Linked DNA regions of Homo sapiens: region 1 is linked to region 2. Evidence: chromatin loops called from intact Hi-C (ENCODE). Cell type or tissue: GM12878. All regions are shown on one strand. Links, peaks and the distances in the headings refer to the core of each region. The heading gives the core; the rest is flanking DNA.

Region 1 (5,387 bases), core at 203-5,202, 110 kb before region 2:
GGAGTGATAATACTATAAAAGTACTTACTTCATGTATTAGTCCGTTCTCACAAAGCTATAAAGACATACCTGAGATTGGGTAATTGACAAAGAAAAGATGTTTAATCAGCTCACAGTTCTGTGAGCTATACAGGCTTCTGCTTCTGAAGAGGCCTCAGGAAACTTACAATCATGGCAGAAGGGGAAGGGGAAGTAAGCACATCTTCACATGAGAGCAAAGTGGGAGGTGCTACAATGGATACCCCATTCTCCATGATATGCTTGTTTCACATTGCATGCCTGTATCAAAACACCTCGTGTACCCCCCGTAAATATATATACCGACTATGTACCCACAACAATTTAAAAAAATAAAATAAAATGACTTCTCCCCATCTGTAGATTATCTTTAATTTCTTTAAGGTTTATTTTACAGGTCAAATTCCAACATAACCATATTTATCAATCTTCTATTTTATACTTAGTTTTTTTATGTCTTATTTAAGAAATCCTACCTTTCCCAAGACTTTCACCTTTAATATTTGACTAAAAGTCTTTTTGTTGTTGTTACTGTTCTTTTTTTTGTTTGTTTTTGTTTTTGTTTTTGTTTTAGACAGAGTCTTGCTCTGTTGCCCAGGCTGGAGTGCAGTGGCACAATCTGGGCTCACTGCAACCTCCACCTCCTAGGTGAGTTCGAGTGATTCTCCTGCCTCAGCCTCCGGAGTAGCTGGAATTACAGGCGCCCACCACCACACCCAGCTAATTTTTTTGTATTTTCAATAGAGACGGGGTTTCATCAGGTGAGCCAGGCTGGTCTCAAACTCCTGACCTCAGGTTATCCACCCGCCTCGGTCTCCCAAAGTGCTGAGATTACAGGCATGAGCCACCACACCCGGCCTCTACTAAAAATCTTAAGTTTTGTTATTGACATTTCATTCCTAGGATCTTCTGGAGTTTGTCCTTTTATATGGAGTGAGAAGAGGTCAAATTTCATATTTTGTTGTTATCATTGTTCATATGGAACATTTTGTGAGTCTCTGTGAGGCAGAAGTTCCATACAAAAAAGTGTGTTTGGAAGTAAAAAGAAAAATCAGAAACCAGAAGATTCTGAAAATGAAAGATTATCATGATAAGGAATCATATTAGCAGTCCAGCATATTAAATGGAAGGAATGTCTGAAAGCACCAAGCAAAGATAACAAGAGATGGACATCAAGGAAAAGATATGAGTTCCAAGAGTTAAACCATGAAAAACAAAACTGTAAATACCCGGATTTTTAGGGGAAAAAAATAGCTGCAGTAAAGGCAGTAATGAAACAATAAAGAAAATTTCATTTGCTTAAAAAAATGGAGTCTCAACACTGAAAGATTCAGCAATGAAAGTATAATAATGAAAAATATATATAACATTAGTTTAACAGTTGAACTCAACATCTGTTTACAAATTTAAATTTAGACAGTCTTGCTCTAGAATCACTGCTGTGTGAATCTGTATGATTTGACAATTACAAGTTTGCATGACACACTAGATATTATTACTATCGGGCTCAATTTTTTTTTTTTTTTTTTTTTTTTTGAAGATGGAGTCTCTTTGTTGCCCAGGCTGGAGTGCAGTCATGTCATCTTGGCTCTGTGCAACCTCCGCCTCCTGAGTTCAAGCAATTCTGCTGCCTCAGCCTCCTGAGTAGCTGTGACTACAGGTGCATGCCACCACACCTGGCTACTTTTTGTAATTTTAATAGAGACGGTGTTTCACCATGTTGGCCAGGCTGGTCTCGAACTCCTGACCTCAGGTGATCCTCCCACCTTGGCTTCCCAAAGTGCTGGTATTACAGGCATGAGACACTGAGCCCACCCTGAATTTTTTCTTTTTAGACCAAAGTACTATAGACAAAAGCACACAAAAGTCACACTGATCTCTGTATTCCAACTCCTATCTTTGGCATTTCCTATGAAGTTACAGCGAGACTATTTTACTCAGCAAACTATGTACCATGCACCATCTGTGGATGGCAGTGGGGAAAAAGATAACACAGGAACTCATAATTTAATACAGTGTCAGTACAGTATTATGAGACAAGATAGGATAGAAGCGGGATCCTCACTATTGAAGAGTCTGCAAGTGCTATAAGATCCTGCATGGCAGAGAGCGTTCCTCACGTGGTTAGGGAGAGAATTACAGTGGAGCAAAAGAGGCAATAAATTACAATCAGCCTATGTGACTCAGTGTCTTCAAAGTTAATAATTGCTAAGAATCTGAAATCTAAAACAAATACTGATTATTATTAAACTACAGTGTAACACATACTTTCTTCTTGGCTATCAGGTCTTTCTTCTTTCAATACCTGGAGGAAAAATACTCACCATTTAAGCCACTTGCGGAAAGCCCCTTTTTGCTTTCTAAAATTTGCTTCACAAAATGTATCATTTTCTCCTTCCTGTATTCAAAGCAGTTTTAGTCCTATTTTAGCAATTTCAATGTGCATTATTTTAGTTGTCTGTCTCCTTTACCACACTATGAACTCCTGAAGCATGATGTCAATATATTTCTTGTGTCTAAAAAGAAAAGGAACTCAACAATTGACTGTTGAAAGAATGAGAATGAATAAATTGACAAATAAATGAATGAACTGAATGATCAGCTTGAGAACTCAAACATACAAACCAAAACAGTATGCCAATGGGTATTCATATTTTAAATAACTTAAGCCTCAAAAATTGCATCTCTTGTGTTTACATTGAAGTCAAGGTCTTTGGTCCAGCTATCATACCACAAAATAGCGTGAGTGCTTCGCAGCATCACTGTTACTATTCTTTCCTCCAGTTCTCCAATCCCATCATCCAAAGTAGTATTTCTCTTTCTTTCAATATAGAAATGTCACTATTGAAAACCTATCACATGTTTTATTCTATTCAAAGAGAAAGTAAGACATGAGCCTTAGCATTGCCTCACCCATATTCTCATGCCCTGCATTGTTAAAGAAGCCACTCAGCAGAGCTGTGCTCTTTTAACACTAGCTTGAAATTTCATCTCTCAGTGTTGTCACAGCCAAATTTTTACAAATTTGTGAATATCCAGTTAGAGTTCAATTGTGAGATCAACCTTTCTCAGCAACTAGATTTCCAGCCTTTTCTTATGAGGTCAGGAAATTCTTGAGTGTTTTCCAAGATGCACATGTTTCCAGTTTCACAAATAGTACCAAGACCTAAATGAAGCTCCTGATTCCTCCCAGGAGTCTAGTAAAGCACAAAGCAAATTCTATCCATTTATGGCCCTTCTGTGCACTAAAATTACAGCTGGTCCTTTGCAATTTTTATGTAGAGGGAATTTAGTCTCTTTATTATCTTTGTACTTGAAATTATGAAGAGTCTTATTCAAAGCACCGTACAGTTTCAACCAAAGAACAGGTATGTGCCAGATTTAAAAATTTGGACAAGAAATTATTAAGTGACTAATGTCTGATCATAGAACATTGCACAATGGACCCGTTTATTTTACATATCATCACAACTTGGATTCGCACAACTTGTGTTTTGCTTGTAACTTCTATTTCTTGACTTGATTGCTTTGAAAAGTTTGCATTCTTTAACTAGCCTTAATTATTTGTGTGTATGTGACATCACTTTTCTCTAAATGGTCAAAGTTACTTTGAATTTTGTTAATATCCACTTTTAAATCAATGCCAATTGTCAAAATATTAAATATATAATTTATCTCACCAATAAGGAAACTGAAATTACCTAACCAAGGTACTCATTTTATTTACCATTAATTCCCTTTATTCAGTCAGTTTGTGTCTGTTAAGCGTGTTGTTTGTATTAAGCACTATGGTAGATGCTAAAAATGAAGATATATATAGCACTGAACCTACCCTCAAAATACCTAAGAAAAAGAGCAAAAGAAAAATCAAGGTGAATGGCCTATTACAATACAGTGTTTTAAGAGCTCTGACAGAGGTAAGGCAACAACTTTTTCAGAGGAAGAAACTCATAAGCAAAGGACTGGAGAAAAAGTAGAAAGGAATTATTAAAACATCAACGAAGTTAAAAGACTATAGGTTTTGGAGTCAGAAACCCAGACTTGTAACACAAACTTACTTAGTATGTGACTATTTTTGACTTGTCCCTTCAACAGCCTCATCAATAAGAGCAATAAAGTGGTCAGAATGACAGCCCCAGGAATCACTGTAGCCATTTCTTCTTAGCCATTGCAACCAAGGACTACACGTGTTACCAACCCACAGTTCTAGCTGAAGCACCTAGCCAACTAACTAGCAACATTTAGGGAATTAAAATGTGAATAATAGTGAAATTCAATATATATTCCGTCAGTCTCTTGTGTATGATCCCAAAAGAAAGACACAAAATTGACTTTATGTTCTTCAGAATCCAACACAAGGAGAGAATCCTGATTGGTGGCATAATTTAGAGCCTGTTACATATAAACAAATCAATTGCTGCGAAGAGTCAAATCTATTTCCCATCCTGAGGAATGAGTACAATTTGCACTCATGCTTCCTCATGGAATGATGTGGCAGTCCTGGGTCAGCTTGCCTTCAGATCTATTCCTCATGCCTCTTTTGCTCTGCTCAATGCTTCAGGGTGCTGATATGAAAGCTACTTTTTTCCAGGGTTCCCTAATAGTTGACTTCTGGCTGGGTATAGGCAATGGGAAGTGCTGATTGAATTATTGGAAGGGAGTAGCCAGGCTATTTCTCCTTCAGCCTCGCTGTCTAATGTAAAGTCTCTAGAAGCTGCTGTGTCTCCTTCCTGGGTCTGGCTCTCACTCTCAGTGCACAGGCACAGCCTCCTTTTTCCAGGGACCTCTGACCCTCTGGCTTCAGAAACTCCATCTTCTTATATTTTCCCTCCAGCCTAGGCGTGTTAACTAGTCTGTCACTATTTTCTCATTTGCTTCATTGTCTCATTTGACTTCTCAATGTTCCCATCATCCATATAACCATTGCCCTGCATTAAATTCCCTCTATTTTGGCAACTTAAAGATGTTTCTGGCTGGGCACAGTGGCTCACACCTGTAATCCCAGCACTTTGGGAGGCTGAGGTGGGTGGATCACATCAGGTCAGGAGTTGGAGACCAGCCTAGCGAACATGGTGAAACCTCACCTCTACTAAAAGCACAAAAATTAGCTGGGCATGGTGGCAGATGCCTGCAATCCGAGCTACTCGGGAGGCTGAGGCAGGAGAATCGCTTGAACCTGGGAGGCAGAGGTTGCAGTGAGCCGAGATTGCACCACTGCACTCCGGCCTGGGTGACAGAGCAAGACTCCATCTCAAAAAAAAAAAAAAAGATGTTTCTGTCTTCACAGATGAACTGATATTGAGGGCATAAGTTTCATCATCAATTATATCATGTCTATAATAAAAATGGTAAGTTTGTAAGTTATATTT
Region 2 (5,387 bases), core at 120-5,119:
TTTTTTTTTTTTTTTTTCTTTTCCAACTTTTAAGTTCAGGGGTACATGTGCAGGATGTGCAGATTTGTTACATAGGTAAATGTGTGCCATGGTGGTTTGCTGCACAGATCATCCCATCACCCAGGTATTAAGCCCATCTTCCATTGGCTCTTCTTCCTGATCCTGCCCCTCTTCCCACCCCCTGCCCTCCAACACGTCCCAGTGTGTGTGTTGTTCTCCACAATGTATCCATGTGTTCTCATAATTTAGTTACCACTTTTCTGTTCCTGTGTTAGTTTGCTAAGTATAATGTCCTCCAGCTCCATCCATGTCCCTGCAAAAGATATGATCTCATTCCTTTTTATGGCTGCATAGTATTCCATAGTGTATATGTACTACATTTTCTTTATCCACTCTTGATGGTTGTCTTTTCACTCCGTTGGTAGTTTATTTTGCTATGCAGGAGCTCTTTAGGTTAATTAGATTCCATTTGTCAATTTTTGCTTTTGTTGCAATGGCTTTTGATGTTTTTGTCATGAAATCTTTACCTGTGCCTATGTTCTGAATGGTATCTCCTAGATTTTCTTCTAGGGTTTATATAGTTTTTGGTTTTACATTTAAGTCTTTTATCCATCTTGAGTTGATTTTTGTTGATGGTGTAAGGAAGGGATCCAGTATCAATTTTCTGCATATGGCTAGCCAGTTTTCCCAGCACCATTTATTAAATAGGGAATCCTTTTCCCATTGCTTGTTTTTGTCAGACTTGTTAAAGATCAGATGGTTGTAGATGAGTGGTCTTATTTCTGGGTTCTCTGTTCTGTTTCATTGGTCAATGTGTCTGTTCATCCATCTTGGCAAGCCAAATCACAAATGAACTCCCATTCACGATTGCCCCCCCCGCAAAAAAAATGCCCAGGAATACAGGTAACAAAGAAAGTGAAGGAGGGATGTCCTCAAGGAGAACTACAAGCCACTGCTCAAAAGATCCACTATTACCCTAGATTACTGTAGCCCTGTTTTGGTTACTATAGCCCTATAGTATAGTTTGAGATTGCATAGTGTGATGCTTCCAGCTTTGTTCTTTTTGCTTATGATTGCCTTGGCTATTCAGGCTCTTTTTTGTTTCCACATGAATTTTAAGATAGTTTTTTCTAATTCTGTGAAAAATGTCATGGTAGTTTAATGGGGATAGCATTGAATGAATCTGTAAATTGTTTTGGGGACTATGGCCATTTTCACAATATCAACTCTTCCTATCCATGAGCATGGAATAATGTTTTTCCATTTGCTTGTGTTATCTGTGATTTTTTTTGAGCAGTGATTTATAGTTCTCCTTGAAGATAAGCACTTAGGTTGAGTTCATGTCTTTGTTATTGTGAATAGTGCTGCAGTGAACATATGCATGCACATGTCTTTATAATAGGATTATTTCTATTTTTGTGTGTATATACCCAGTAATGGGATTGCTGGGTTGAATAGTATTTCTGCCCCTAGGTCTTTGAGGAATTGCCACACTGTCTTCCAGATTAATTGAACTAATTTACACTCCCACCAACAGTGTAAGAGTTTTCCTTTTTCTCACAACCTCACCAGCATCTGTTGTTTTTTGACTTTTTACTAATAGCCATTCTGACTGGTGTGAGATGGTATCTCATTGTGGTTTTGATTTACATTTCTGTAATGCTCACTGATGTTGAGCTGTTTTTCATATATTTATTGGCTGCGAGTATGTCTGTTCATGTAAAGGGTTCATGTCCTTCACCTACTTTGTAATGGGGTTGTTTTTTTTTTCTTGTAAATTTAAGTTCCTTATAGATGCTGAATATTAGACCTTTGTCAGATGGATAGACTGCAGAAATTTTCTCTCATTCTGTAGGTTCCACATTTTTTGTTGTGACAGGAATGCTGGAAGGGGTTGAAATGGGAACAGTTTTCTTCCTCCAGTTGGGAGGAGGAATATCCCAATAAAGGTGGGGGAAAGTGATTTTCCTTGGAGAACAGACCTGAGTGTATTTCACAATGATTATTTCTTCATTTCTTCTGCCAGAGTTATGAAGGGATTTTTTTTTTTTTTTTTTTTGGTGTGTGTCTTCATGAGAACATCGTGGGGATTCTGAAAGTAAAGCAAACAAAAATGTAAAGGCCTCCCCAAGACTATGGCCTCCAAGACTTTCTTGTATTTGGTTTCTAGTTAGTTTCCAAGCTAGTCCATCCTTAACCTCCAGTACTTTATCAACATTACCATTTTGTGGTGTCCTCATCAATTTATGGTTCCAGTGGCTTCTGTTTCAAGTGAGACTTCTGTTGTGTTTCTCTTGTCTCCAGATTTAAGGGTGATGGTTTGCCTAGTGACTTCAGTTCTCTGATAGGTTCAAGAAAAGTTCATGGTTTTTAGTTTGTTCAACTTTTTCTTATTTTAAGGATGGAGCAACTTGCAAGCTCTTGGCATATTAGAGTTAAAACCAGAAGTCCTTTATTCTGTTTTATAGCCACTTTTATATTCCTTTTTTTGGAAATGAGTTTCTAGAGAAAGAAAGGAGTCCGTTACTAAACCTGAAACTTACTAGATTTAGAAGTTCACATCACACTGAGACTCACTGTGATTCTCTGTGAATATAACATCTGTCACTTCTCTGTCTAAATTCTGGGGAAAGTCCAGTTTAGGCCTACTCTTGTGGCGTGCATTTATGCCCCTGGGTATGATTTAGGTTACCTAACAGTTTTCATTCTTGATCGAGTGATGGGAGGAAAGAATTGCAAGGACTGTAAAATGAAACTGGCCATGAGCAGGACCCAGCAAGAAAAGAGATAAATGCTAGATGGAAACTGCCATTTGCCCACAATTCTAACATCTTAAATTCAGTTCTTAGCTATTGGGTGTCAGTTTTTAGAAGTGAAAAACTAACACTCTTCTCTCCCCACCAAACCAAGAGAAAAAAGCATTGAGACATTTCTTGATAGTCACTATAAAAAATAAAGATAAACTGAGCAAAGATTAAGTATTTTTCCTTCTTCCAAAATAAGATAAAACTTTTATTATAAAATATGCTGCTAAATATGGACATGCTCTTTGAAAAAATAACAGAAATCATATGCTTGCAGTAGATTTATAGAATCAAGTTTTTAGAATTGGAATGTATTTTGAAGGTGAGTGTCTTTTTAATAACTTTTAAATAACTAATTTTATCCAGTTGCAATAAAGGGGTTATATGCAAATACACCAGAATGCTATGGGTTCTTCTTTCTCATTCTTTCATTTTATGTAGACTTGGACATGTTTTTTTTTGGTATGAACATGAATTTCTTTAGTTTTCAGTGGCATTTATTATAAGCCAGACAATATGCTATTTATTTTTTTGAATTATTTTTAAACTTTTGAAAAGTAGCATATCCAATAAATTCTGTAATTATAAAATAAAATGATGGCTTTGTACTTCATATGATGTGACAATTGTTAATCTCCATCGCCTGTTTCAGTAGGTCTCAACCTTTTATTCATTATTGTCCCCTAAGGTGCCTTTCTAGATATTTTTTTTTCCTAATTACTCCCTCTCCCATAAAATTTTATTACTATTGCAGATATACTCCATATCTGCTTATGTACTGCAGCCCTTGAGAAGTCCAAAAACACTGTAATATCTCCTAATTTACCCCTTCCCCATAAACCAGTTTTCACCTCTTGAACATGCTATTATCCTAGTTGAGAATGCATGCCCTATTTGATTAATAATAATGGTTATCTTTTATAAATCACCAAACTAAATATGTAGGTGCTGGTTCTAGAGTCACATTATTTAGGTTAGTATTCTGGAGCAACTCTTTACCAGATTTGTGATTGTGAATTATTTATTAAACTCAAAGTTCCTCAATTTTCTCAATTCAAAATAAAAATAATAGCACCCGAATTGGTGAAAGTAATACTGACAGTTGTAACAAACATCCCCAAATGCAGGATGTTTCAAATCCTATAGAAGAGTATTTCTCAGTAATATAAATTCCAAACAGAATGTTACTGAGTGTCAGGTTAGCTCTAGTCCAGGTGCTGGCTTCTTCCACCATGCGATTCATCAACTGAAGCTCATATTGTTTCCCAGGTTGCACTGGGAGTTGGTATCCAGCCATTAGTCAAGACAAGATAAGGGAAAATTGCAAAATAATGAAAAGCCTTTAGGGGCCAGTGTGGAAGTGATACATACTAGTTTTAGCCACGTTCCTCTCACCAGAATTTAGGTCCAGCTATGATTGCCACACTTAAGTAAAAGAGGGGAATGGGTGGGAAATATGTTCCATCTCTGTGTTTAGGAAAGATAGGAGATGAATTTCATTAATAGCTAGTCAGTCTCTGCCATGGCAGTTATTTCATAGCATTGTGAAGATTATTAAACTATTTGAAAGATATATTATGTCTAGAATTGTCTAGCACTACAACTGGGATGTTTTGAATATTATGGATGGGGCATAAAATGTAAGTTTAGATACCGTCATTATACAGATGAGGGAAATGACAGGCAGAGATACCACTATCCTAATGAGGATGACTGGAGATGAGGGAATTGATATTTATGGAGATTAAGAATTTGCTCAATGTCACTGAGGTAGAATTTTAATACAGCTTAATAAAAATTTAAAACCCATTTGTTTCCTCTCATTTCACTGTGCTTACTCTATTCAATAATTTAATTAGTTACTTTTGCTTTTTAAAAGGCACTGTCATTCTGTTTTCCATGATAACTCAAGGTTTCTTTAATAGAGTGAATAAATAATTATATCATTTTATAAAATGTTTTGGGATTATCATAATAAAGATAATGATGATGACATCAATTCTTGAGTTCCTAATTGCTGTAGGTTCAGATTTTTTTTTCTTTTTTTGAGATGGAGTCTCACTCTGTCACCCAGGCTGGAGTGCAGTGGTGTGATCTCGGCTCACTGTAAACTTCACCTTCCAGGTTATTCTCCCATTTCAGCCTTCCAAGTAGCTGGCATTACATGCACCCACCACCACACCCGGCTAATTTTTGTATTTTTAGTAGAGACAGGGTTTCGCCATGTTGGCCAGGCTGGTCTCAAACTCCTGACCTCAGATGATCCACCTGCCTCGGCCTCCCAAAGTGTTTGGATTACAGGTTCAGATTTTAATAAGATGACAACTGAAGTGTGTTTCACAGGGGTAATAAAAATAGAGATCTTAATACCAAATTAAGAAATAAATTTCTCCAAGCATATAGAAATTAATCTAATTGATGTGTGCATATATTTTTAAATAATTTTTTTTTTTTTTTGAGACAGAGTTTCACTTTTGTTCCCCAAGCTGCAGTGCAATGGCGAGATCTCGGCTTGCTGCAACCTCTGCCTCCTCGGTTCAAGTGATTCTCCTGCCTCAGCCTTCCAAGTAGCTGGGATTACAG

The links. A loop is a pair of places that touch in the nucleus more often than their neighbours do. Peaks named below come from ENCODE experiments on the same cell type or tissue, not always from the same donor. Only the 100,000 strongest peaks of a DNase experiment are listed, where the experiment ranks them.
Region 1: it touches region 2 in a loop (2.0-fold over the local background); 1 of 110 quality-filtered maps calls a loop at or near these places.

What each region holds. Positions count from the first base shown.
Region 1 is chr2:213,625,113-213,630,499 of GRCh38, forward strand. The region is part of intron 10 of SPAG16 (sperm associated antigen 16); the gene reads left to right. Among named protein-coding and RNA genes, the nearest start is that of MIR4438, 130 kb to the right of the region's middle. In GM12878, for the core only: no CTCF peak of the experiment used is centred there; DNase peaks (open chromatin) are centred at 2,399, 2,829 and 3,188; H3K27ac peaks cover 1,347 bases.
Region 2 is chr2:213,731,461-213,736,847 of GRCh38, forward strand. All of the region lies in intron 10 of SPAG16 (sperm associated antigen 16), which reads left to right. Among named protein-coding and RNA genes, the nearest start is that of MIR4438, 24 kb to the right of the region's middle. RefSeq lists an enhancer at 2,739-2,878. In GM12878, for the core only: no CTCF peak of the experiment used is centred there; a DNase peak (open chromatin) is centred at 2,591; H3K27ac peaks cover 1,699 bases.